Regions from separate parts of the Homo sapiens genome. Here all the other regions are linked to region 2. Evidence: chromatin contacts called from ENCODE Hi-C or POLR2A ChIA-PET data. All regions are on one chromosome and are shown on one strand. The core of a region is the stretch at or near the end of the contact, and the rest is flanking DNA. Distances in the headings are between cores, read along the strand shown.

Region 1 (3,855 bases), core at 751-3,250, 730 kb after region 2:
TCTTCTCTCTTCTGTCTTCTCTCTCTCTCTCATACACACACACACACACACACACACACACACACACACACACACACTCTGGGGGTGATGGGATTAATGCTGGTAGAACTGGTTTCTCCATCCTTCAGCATGCCTGGATGTAGTGGTCCTTGCCTCTGCCCCAAAGCCAAAATGACGGGAAACTTGCATTTAACATCTTGTTAAATATGCCTTAAAAAGAAATCCAGGAGAGTTAACCCAACTGTTAATAGTGATTATCTCTAGGTGATGAAGTTATATGTAATCTCTATTTTCTTATTTTTACTTATTTGCTTAAGTTTTTTTCTGCCATGAATTTATTAAGTTTTGTCATAAGTAAAAATAAATACATAAAATTATTCTCTATTTTAATAATTATCTGTGGTCCCACAGATGGAGGTATTTCTATTAAATACTCAGAAGGGAGCCGGGTGCAGTGGCTCACGCCTATAATCCCAGCACTTTTGAAGGCCAAGGTGGGTGGATCAGTTTAGGTCGGGAGTGGCCAAGATGGTGAAACCCCATCTCTACTAAAAATACAAAAATTAGCCTTTTCCTTTTGTGGGTGGTGGCAAAGGTGGACAGAAAGCCATGAAGGCCTTGGGCACACAACAAGAGTACAAGGTGGTGTGTCACTGCCTGCCCACCCCCAAATGCCACACACTGCCCCTCTACCACATGCAAATCTTTGCGCCTAATCATGTAGTCGCCAAGTTCCACTTCTGGTACTTCCTATCTCAATTAAAGAAGATGAAGAAGTCTTCAGGGGAGACTGTCAACTGTGGGCAGGTGTTTGAGAAGTACCCACTGTGGGTGAAGAACTTTGGCATCTGGCTGCGCTATGACTCCCGGAGCAGCACCCACAACATGTACAGGGAATACCGGGACCTAACCACCATGGGCGCTGTCACCCAGTGCTACCAAGACATGGGCACCCAGTACCGCGCCCGGGCCAACTTCATCCAGATCATGAAGGTGGAGGAGATTGCGGCCAGCAAGTGCTGGTGGCCAGTTGTCAAGCAATTCCACGACTCCAAGATCAAGTTCCTGCTGCCCCACTTGGTGCTGTGCCATCAGCAGAAGCCACGCTTCACCAGGAGACCCAACACCTTCTTCTAGGTACAGGGCCCTCGCCCGGCTGTGCCTCAAATAAACTCAGGAACACCCTGGTGGGGAAAAAAAAAAGTTAGCTGGGCATGGTGATAGGTGCCTGTAATCCCAGCTACTCGAGAGGCTGAGGCAGGAGGATCGCTTGAACCCAAGAGGCGGAGGTTGCAGTGAGCCGAGATCGCACCACTGCACTCCAGCTTGGGTGACAGAGTGAGACTCTGTCTCAAAAAATAAAAAAAAAGAAATACTCTCAGCAGGGGTTTGTCCTGGGCACTGGCATCACACAGAGAGGAAGTGAGAGCTCATCCAGGATTAAAAACAAGAATCACCATTTCTGAAGGATTCCTCTGAGCCCAGTTCCTTGTTCCTTCATAGCCATTGATATGCATATCTCATTTAATCCTCAAAATCAGTTTAGGAGAAAAATTATTTCACAGCTGAGGAAACCAAAGATCCTGAGACTTAGAGAGGTTACATTACTTGCCCAGGGACACACAGCTAGAAAGTGATGGAGGCAGGATTTGAATCCAGATCTAAGTGACTTCATAGTTTGTAAATTTTTAACCTCTGAACTTTGCCCTTCCAGTTGCAAGATGCTGATGCATTCCTGTATTTCCAGCTCTTCACACACAGGCACTCATCGATATTAGCACTGCCTAGAGAAGCCAGTGAGGTAAAGATCATTGTCCCATTTTCCAGGTGAGAAAATTAAGGCCAGAGAGGGGACTTGCTCAGTGTGGTCAGCTGAGAAGTAGTGGCATTCCTTCTAGAATCCAGGTCTCCTTTCTTGCCTCTGGCAGCCTTCCTCCTTCCTATACTTTCTGCCAACTGCTGAGGCTTCCGTCTCGAAACAAATGACTCAAGGTAAATCACTGGTTGGACTTCCCCTTTCTCAAAATACAGGAAGTCTGTGTTGTTTGCAGTCCCTGTGGGTGAACAGTTTCAGCTCAGTTACGAAGTAGGCTGGGCCACATAGAGGACTGGGTCCTGCTGGGGCAGGGTTCCAGGCTACTGGGGCTGGCACCGCTGCATTTTTCCTTCCTAAGAGTCATGTCAGTGTGTCTGTCAAGTCAGGCTTGACGTCTTACCCCAAAAAGCCTGCTGTACTATTATGAAATTTAGAAAAATGAGCCCAAGAGGGAGGGGCCCTGTCAATAATTAATAATAACAACTATTATTTCATGTTTATGGCACATTAACCTTCCTACCAGGCACTGTGCTAAGTGGCTGACACGTGAACCCATTTGAGCCCCGTAACAGCCCTAGTAATAAGGTTCTATAGCTTTGGAGCCAAATAACACTAGATACAAATCACAGAAATGCCACTTTCCAGCTGTGTGACATCAGGGACATTATTTACATTCATTCAGTAAATACTTTTGAGCACTTACTATGTGCCATATTTCAGTGAACAGAACAAAGATCCCTGCTCTCTTGTGATGTTTACATTCTACAAGGTAAAGCAAAGTGTAAACATAATAAATATAATAAATTATAAATACACATAAATAAACTGTGTTAGAAAGTGGTAAGGGGAAGATACAGTAGAGCAGGGAGGAGACAAGGAGTGCTGATGCAGCATCAGTGCAGGGAAGAGGCAGGATGAGTTGTTAAACAGTGGTGTCAAGGAAGGTCTTGCTGAGAAGGTGCTATGCATACAAAACTTTAAGGAGGTGAGGGAGTTAGCCATGTAGGTAACTGGGGAAACCCTTATTAAGCAGAAGGAACAGCCAAAGCAAACGCCCTAAGTGTGCTTGGTGGTTCCAAAGAGTAGCCAGGGCCGGGTGCAGTGGCTCACACCTGTAATCCCAGCACTTTGGGAGGCCAAGGTGGGCGGATCACAAGGTCAGGAGTTCAAGACCATCCTGGCCAACATGGTGAAACCCATCTCTACTAAAAATACAAAAATTAGCTGGGCATGGTAGCGCGCCCCTGTAGTCCCAGCTACTCGGGAGGCTGAGGCAGGAAAATCGCTTGAAACCGGGAGGCGGAGGTTGCAGTGAGCCGAGATCGCACCACTGCGCTCCACCCTAGTGATAGAGCAAGACTTTGTCTCAAAAACAACAACAACAACAAACAAACAACAACAACAACAACAACAACAAAAACAAAGAGCAGCCAGGAGGCCAGTATGGTTGAACAGTGAGCCAGGGAGAGAGTCCTCCCTACCCATAATGTTGCCCCAGTGATTCTTTCTTATACTTTGTTCTGTGTTTCCTTCCTTGCTCTTCTCATAATTTCCAAGTATTTAGTTTACTTGAGTGTTTGCTTATTTCTTGTTCTTTTCCTCCACTAGCCCTAAGTTCCTTAAAGTCAGAGAACATATTAGTTTTACTTGGTGTTGACCACAGAGCCTGGGACATAAAAAGCACTTAAAGTTGAATTAATGAATAAACCATCCATCCATCCATCCATCCATCCATCCATCCATCCATCTAGTCACAGTTATGATAGAATCTTCCCATCATGTAGATGGGAAATAGTAATTTCTCAGGGTAACTCTGGTTACCCTGAGAGTTCTAGTTCAGGACATTAGCAAGAGAGTTAAACTGCCTGGGTTCCAGTTCTGGTTCTACTGTTTACTGGTTGTGTGATCTCAGGCAAGTTAAGAAAAAAACCTCTCTGTGCATCAGTTTCCATATCTATCAACTGGCAAAATAGTAGTATCATTCTCTAAGGGAGGGTTGTAAGCAGTGTAAACAGCACCAGGGGTATAGTGCTTATGTA
Region 2 (3,345 bases), core at 744-3,243:
AATTTCACTCTTTCGCCCAGGCTGGAGTAGTGGCGCGATCTTGGCTCACTGCAACCTCCACCTTCTGATTTCAAGCGATTCTCCTGCCTCAGCCTCCCAAGTAGCTGGGATTACAGGTGGCCACCACCTCGCCTAGCTAATTTCCTTTCTTTTCTTTTCTTTTTTTTTTCTTTTTTTTGAGATGGAATTTCACTCTTTCGCCCAGGCTGGAGTAGTGGCGCGATCTTGGCTCACTGCAACCTCCACCTTCCGATTTCAAGCGATTCTCCTGCCTCAGCCTCCCGAGTAGCTGGGATTATAGGCACCCGCCACCATGCCCGGCTAATTTTTGTATTTTTAATAGAGACAGGGTTTCAGCATGTTGGCCAGGCTGGTCTCAAACTCCTGACCTCAAGTGATCCACCTGCCTGGGGTTTCCAAAGTGCTAGGATTACAGGCCTGAGCCACCGTTTATTTCTATTCGACCCTGAGGAGCTCCCTTAACCCCTGAGTCTGTTTCCTCACCTCCACAATGGAGATGCTGATTCTCACTCCACAGGCAGCAGATGTGCCTTACGGGAGATAGTGCACAGTGAGCGCTCAGTGAATATGAACTATTACTCACTCCCAGCGCGGCAGTCTTTCTACTCTGTGCTGAGACAGGGAGATGGACCGTGAAGTGTTCAGGCTTACATTGCAAGGGAGTCTGGGCCCTGCACCAGGCTTGGAGCTCCAACTCTAGGCTCTGTGTCACTGTGAAGGTTTTTCACTTTGTCTCTCTCAGCCTTTGTTTCTGTGTTACCCTCTTTGTCTGACTTTCCAACTCAGGCTTCCTCTTCCCCCCACCTATTTCCTGCCCCCACTTCTCTCTGCAGCTGAGGTGCACACAGCATCGCTTCCACCTCACAAGCCCCAACAATGCTCTGTGGGTTCCCCTCCCCCTACCAGCTCACTCAGGCAGTGACGCATGTGCACTTTCCTCCTGGTGGGGTCAAGGCCGAGTTCTTGGACCTGATGAGGCCACCTGGAGTTCCTCATATCACTGGTGACCTGGCCCTCAGCTAATGATGGGTGCCCCCTCAGCCTGGCCCCAGGGGAAATGGAAATTCTTTGCCTGCCTGCTGCTCGTGACAATCTTCTTGCCTCCTGCTTATAACAGAAAGTCCTGACAGTCTGTGGCCTGCACCTGGGGGCCTGAGCGGCCCTGTTTGCTCTGTCTTCCACCTGTTGCAGGAGATAGTGCCAAGCCCTCCACCTCTGCCAGGGGCTGTGGCCTTGCCTCTACCTGAATTCGAACTGTTGCCCTACTCTCCAACCATGATTAATGGGTGTTGTCCTGGCCTCTGACTACAGCAGGGGCCGTTACTATGCCCTCTTGAAGACATGAGGTTGTCCTGTCTGCCTCCTGAAACAGGCTGTTTTCCAGCATTCTGTCTGTAAGAGGGATGGTAGCCTGCCATTCACCTACCCTTGACTATAATAAAGCTACTGTTCCATGCCCTGAGATGACATGGGAATTGTTCTCTCGGCCTGACCTGACTGTAACATGCATGGTCTGCTCACCAGCTATTTAACAGGGATATTGTCCTCTCCTCTGACTCTGAACGATGCTACCTTTGCTGCCAGACAGAAACAAAAGGGTCTCTCAGCTGCAACGGTGGTGCTGAGGTGCTGTTTGCCTCTCACCATAAGCTGAGTGTGTGTCCGCTTGCCCCCTGCTCACTGGGCCCAAAGGCTGCCCTTGAATCTCTTGCCCAGATGCACCCTGGAGGGCAGAAGGGAGGGTCTATCAGACATCCTCCCCTCAACTTTAAACCTCCCAGTGTCACCCTGGGACAGTAGGGGAAGATGGACCTGGTCTGGAGATGTAGGGGACCCCCAGGGGCTGAGAGGCAGGGGTCTATGGTGGCAGGAAGCTTGGCGTGCTAGAGGGTTGTGGTTGGGCTGCTGGGGCCCGGTTGGCTGCGGAGCCCTCCGGAGGAGGCAGGAAGTCAGGGTGGGACGTGGGCGCGGGGAGACAGGTGGTGGCTACGACGGCGAAGGGAGCTGAGACTGTCCAGGCAGCCAGGTTAGGCCAGGAGGACCATGTGAATGGGGCCAGAGGGCTCCCGGGCTGGGCAGGTAAGGAGCGCTGGTATTGGGGGCGCAGGCGCCGGGGTGAGAGGCCTGATAGCAGACGGCTGCAGCTGTGCGGGCCCAGGCTCCCTAGGGATGCAGCAGCCCTTTGTGGCTGGGGAGAGAAGATCCTCGCTCAAGGTCAGGTGGGAGGCAGGCAGTGTAGCTGGGTCGCCTCTTTCCTGCGAAGCTGGTGTCGCTTGCCTCTGTCGTGCTGTCCACCAGTGGCCCCACCTGACTGGGAGCGTGTTTCCTGGACACCAGGCACATGGACAGTCAGGTGTTAAAAAGGCTTCCAGAAACCACCAAGCCCAGTCCCTCAGGCCATGAGGATGAGGCTCCTGAGGCCCAGAGAGAACAAGGCACTCACTGCCCACGGTTTCTCAGCAAGGCAGTGGCAGGGCTGAGAGTGATGGCTGAGGCTGTGGCCACCCCGCCTGGAGCAGGGTGATGGACAGGCTGGACTCAGAGGACCCAGGAATCCTTCTGGTTTCTGGGGCAGACCCCAGTGACAAGAATCTCCTGAGAAAGAGAGAGAGAGAGAGAGAGAGAGAGAGAGAGAGAGAGAGAGACAGAGATCACCCAAGGCATCCAGATGGACATGCGAGGAGTGATTTTAGCCTCAGCGATCGAGGGAAGAATCTCCTGATGGGCGTGAACTGATATGTGTGGGGGTGTCCATCATCTGGGATGGAGCTCCAGGGTGGATGGACATATCTGATCTGAGTATGGGAAGTTGGAAGTGAAAGAGAATGATGGGAGAAAGGAAGAGGAAGTACTATTTTTATCCCAGACAGGGGTGCAGTTGGTCCTGGGTGAGGAAGCGCTGAACTTCCATCTGGAAAGTCACCATTCCTGCCCCTGCCAAGCGTCACAGCAGGATGTCCTCCCCTCGCCCCTGGCTCCCTCCCGCTTCAGCCCTGCCTGTGTAGGGCCAGTTGGTTTTGCTGATTCCTGCTTCAAACCCCAGGGAGGTGGAGAGAGACTGGGGAGGCATAGTTGCTACCTGCTCACCTCCTCACTTTTTAACTCTGAGCCTTAATTTTTTTGGGAAGTCCTCACTCAGCCAGATTTCCAGGTTTCCCCTGCTTCGTTGGAGTTTTTCTTGACACACACTTTCCGCCTAGTCAGCTGGTCCCAGCCTTTCTCCTGTCTACAGCTCCAAGTCCTGTAGCCTCTTGTGGGGGCTAGGGAACATGGTGGCTCTCCTCGCACTTCAGGGAGGGTCATTCACCCTGGACAGGCATGAGC
Region 3 (3,655 bases), core at 461-2,960, 710 kb after region 2:
TTCTTCTCAGTGCCCCCATTGAGACTCTGGACAAAGAACATATCTGTCTACCCCTCACCCTACCCAAGGCAGCAAGGTAAGAACGACAGAGTGCCTCCCGATAGCGTGGCACAGAACACATAGTGCTCAGGGTACCCGAGAGCCTATTCCCCAGTCACCTCCATCCCAACTTTCAGCGGTGGTTGTCAGGGAGAACACGCCTTCTTCTGCAATGCTAAGTCTGTCCCTAGCCAAGTGGACACACCCCTCCGACGCGCTGCCCCCTCAGAATATTCTCATTCCCTCCTTGGCCAAATATCCCCTCCCCACTCTCATTAAGAGATACTCCCCACCTTGGCCGGGAGCGGTGGCTCACGCCTGTAATCCCAGCACTTTGGGAGGCCGAGGCAGGAGGATCACCTGAGGTCAGGAGTTCGAGACCAGCCTAGCCAACATGGTGAAACCCCATCTCTACTAAAAATACAAAGAAATTAGCCGGGTGTGGTGGCGGGCGCCTGTAATCCCAGCTACTCGGGAGGCTGAGGCAGGAGAATCGCTTGAACCTGAGAGGCGGAGGTTGCAGTGAGCCGAGATCGCGCCATTGCACTCCAGCCTGGGCGGCAGGGCGAGACTCCGTCTCCAAAAAAAAAAAGAAAAAAAAAAAAAGATACTGTCCTCACCTCCGGACAGAGGGCATTCCCCCAACAAAAAAACCGCCTCTCCCTGTCTCCTAACTTGGACAGCTCCCTTCCCCTCACCGAATGCTTAGCAGCCACCTCGAGCCCTGGGGCAGGGGGCGGGGTGTCGGGTGCGTTCACACCACTAGTCTGGGCTTGCCTGATGGTTACCACCCCGCCGAAGCTGCCGCCTTGCGGGTTTCCCTGCTTGGGACACCCACGCGGGGTCCCTGCTGCCCCCAGCCACGCCCCTCGGCTGCAGCCCGCCGCCACCCGCGCCACGCCCCCGCGCTCACCCGCAGTCCGGGGCCGGGCACCAGCGGCAGTCGGGGTCCGAGGCTAGGTAGCGGCGCAGCATGAACTCCTCGTACTTGTGCATAAGCGGCGGGTCGGCGAGCAGCAAGCGGATGTCGTGCGGGTTGAGTCGCTCGCTGCACTCGGGGCAGCTGATGGGCACCCTGCTCTCGCTTATCTCCAGGCGCAGGTAGTGGCGGAGGCAGTCCCGGCACGAGCGGTGCGGACAGCTGAGGAGGCGCGGGGCCCGCTCAGGCGGCAGCCGCACCAGGCACAGCGGACACTCCACCTCCTCCGCGCCCGGGCCACCGCCCTCCGCCGCCTCCTCATCGTCGAACCCAGGCTCCGCCGCCGCCGCCGCGGCCTCCGCCTCGGCCTCGGCGGCCGGCTCGGCGGGCAGCGCCTCGGGCGGCGGGCCCTGGGCCGCGGCAGGGGCCGGGGCGGGCGGCGGCTGCGCAGCCGGGGGCGGCGGCTCGGCCTGCGGCTTGGCCCGGGCGCGGCGGCCGCGGGCCGAGGCAGAGAAGACGCTGTGCAAGGTGAGGCGCCGGCGCCGGCCGCCGCTGCGGCACTTAGGGTCGGGTGCGGCCGCATGTAGCGATGTGGAGCGCGGCGACTCGGAGTCCTTCTCGGAGCCCATGGCCGGCAGAGGCCGAGGAGCCAGGGGCGCCCAGCGCCGCCACAGCTCCCGCCTCAGCGCCCCTCAGCCAGCGCCCGGCCGCCGCCGACGCCGCCACCACCGCCTCAACCGCCCTCCCGGCGATAGAAGCCGAGCGGCAACGACGAAGTGATTATAAAGCCTCCGCCCCGCGCGCCGCTGCCCTGCGCAGGCGCTTCGCTCAAACACCTCACAACCCTTGCGCCCCGGTCTAGGAGTGCGCTGGGCAGGGCCGAGCGGGGTGGGGCCGAGCGAGCTGGGGCGGAGCTCCGCCTCCTGCCGGTCAGGTGGTTCCAGGGCCGCCATGTTGCGGAGACTCTCAGAGATCCTAGCCCGCTGCTCTCCCTGGTCTCCGCCTCCAATTCCATCACCATGACACCCAAGGTGGACTTTTTGGTTTGCCGTTCCTCACAGGTTGATTGCCACTTCCAGTAAATGATGGTTCAGTTACATTATTTATAAAAAGCAGGCAGGGGTTGATCAGATGGTGACTCCCAACTGGTTCACCTTCCAACATTTCTGTTTATTAAGCAGACGGCATAAATTAATAAAGAATATATTCATTCACTGAGCTTCTACAAAGTGCGAGGCATTAGAAAATAAAACAGACAAGGTCCCCTATTGCAAGGGACTTCCAGAATAAAGTCCAAATTTCTTAGTCTAGCATTCAGTGTTCTCTATGTATTTAATAAACCCTATGTATATAATAGTCTATTTCTAGGCTCACTTACCATTCTATCCTCCTGGTATCTTGCTTACTTACCAAACTTGTGGAAGGAGACCCAGCGTTTTCTTGCCTGGCAGTGCCTTTGCCTTTCTTTTTCTAGTTCCCCATTCCTCTGACTGGGGGAGGATCTGGACCCTTAGGCTTCCTAGTGGGAGGCAGGCAAACAGCTTCAACAACAGGAATGTATCAGGATTACATTCAATTGCAAATAACAAAAGAAAAAAATAGCTTACGATTGAAATTTATTTATTTTTTTTCCTGAGACGGTTTTGCTCTGTCACCCAGGTTGGAGTGCAGTGGCGTGATCACAGCTCACTGAAGCCTCAACCTCCCAAGCTTAAGCGATCCTCCCACCCCAACCTCTGGAGTAGCTGGGAGCACAGGTGCGCCACCAGGCCTGCCTATTATTTTTATTTTTTTCATGGAGATGAAATCTCCCTGTGTTGCTCAGGCTGGTCTCGAGCTCCTGGGCTCAAGCGATCCTCCTGCCTTGGCCTCTCAAAGTGCTGGGATTACAGGCATGAGCCGCTGCACCTAGCCAGAAATTTCTCTCTTTCCATGAAATATAAGTCCAAAAGTAGGCAGTTCAGGGCTGTTCAGCCATCCTCAGTATTTGGCTTCCAGTGTTAAGGTCACCTCACTATGGTCCATATTCCAAACAGTGGGAAGGAAAAAGGGAAGAAAGATGCATCCTCTTCCTTTTAAGAAGACTGCCTTGGGGCTGGGCGCGGAGGCTCACGCCTGTAATCCCAGCACTTTGGGAGGCCCAGGCTGGCGGATCACGAGGTCAGGAGATGGAGACCATCCTGGCTAACACAGTGAAATCCCGTCTCTACTAAAAATATAAAAAATTAGCCGGGCGTGGTGGCGGGCGCCTGTAATCCCAGCAACTCGAGAGGCTGAGGCAGGAGAATGGCGTGAACCCAGGAGGCGGAGGTTGCAGTGAGCCGAGATCGCGCCGCTGCACTCCATCCTGGGCGACAGAGCGAGACTCTGTCTCAAAAAAAAAAAAAAAAGAAAAAGAAAAAGAAAGAAAGAAAAAAGGACTGCCTCGAAAGTCCCGCACATTTTTGCCAAAACATACTCACTCACATGGCCATACTCAGCTGCAAGGGAGCCTGGGAAACATTCTCTTAACTGGGTACAATGTGCCCAGCTAACAATGAGTGCTCTGTTATTAATAAGGAATGGTAAGATGGGCCAGGAGCTGTGGCTCGCACCTGTAATTACAACACTTTGGGAGACCTAGGCTGGTGAATCTCTTAAGCCCAGGAGTTTGAGACCAGCTTGAGCAACATGGCAAAACCCCATCTCTACAAAAAA

Evidence for each region. A loop is a pair of places that touch in the nucleus more often than their neighbours do. ChIA-PET counts read pairs that join two places held with the same protein, here RNA polymerase II (POLR2A). Pooled maps may share reads with other maps.
Region 1: a pooled map shows a loop between it and region 2 (2.9-fold over the local background). The contact joins the enhancer-like site here to the promoter of LCK in region 2. A Hi-C loop is called at or near these places in 2 of 37 single-sample maps with no recorded cell type and 6 of 50 pooled maps.
Region 3: a loop to region 2 is called in a pooled map, with 4 times the contacts of the local background. The contact joins the promoter of RNF19B here to the promoter of LCK in region 2. A Hi-C loop is called at or near these places in 1 of 37 single-sample maps with no recorded cell type and 3 of 50 pooled maps. POLR2A ChIA-PET finds 5 or more read pairs at or near these places in 2 of 52 experiments (OCI-LY7 and WTC11).

The regions. Positions count from the first base shown.
Region 1 is chr1:32,979,336-32,983,190 of GRCh38, forward strand. It overlaps the pseudogene RPL18AP4. Among named protein-coding and RNA genes, the nearest start is that of RNF19B, 16 kb to the left of the region's middle. RefSeq lists enhancers at 1,110-1,726, 1,230-2,429. Within about 2 kb of position 2,001, at least 33 of the 41 ENCODE cell types and tissues checked have a DNase peak (open chromatin) inside an H3K27ac peak, as active enhancers do.
Region 2 is chr1:32,249,272-32,252,616 of GRCh38, forward strand. LCK (LCK proto-oncogene, Src family tyrosine kinase) reads left to right here and starts at 1,994. Exons shown (of 13, transcript NM_005356.5): 1 at 1,994-2,100. RefSeq lists enhancers at 597-806, 997-1,206, 1,257-1,346.
Region 3 is chr1:32,963,099-32,966,753 of GRCh38, forward strand. RNF19B (ring finger protein 19B) reads right to left here and starts at 1,711. Exons shown (of 9, transcript NM_001300826.2): 1 at 953-1,711. The coding sequence starts at 1,587. RefSeq lists silencers at 856-1,065, 1,426-1,995 and an enhancer at 1,306-1,810.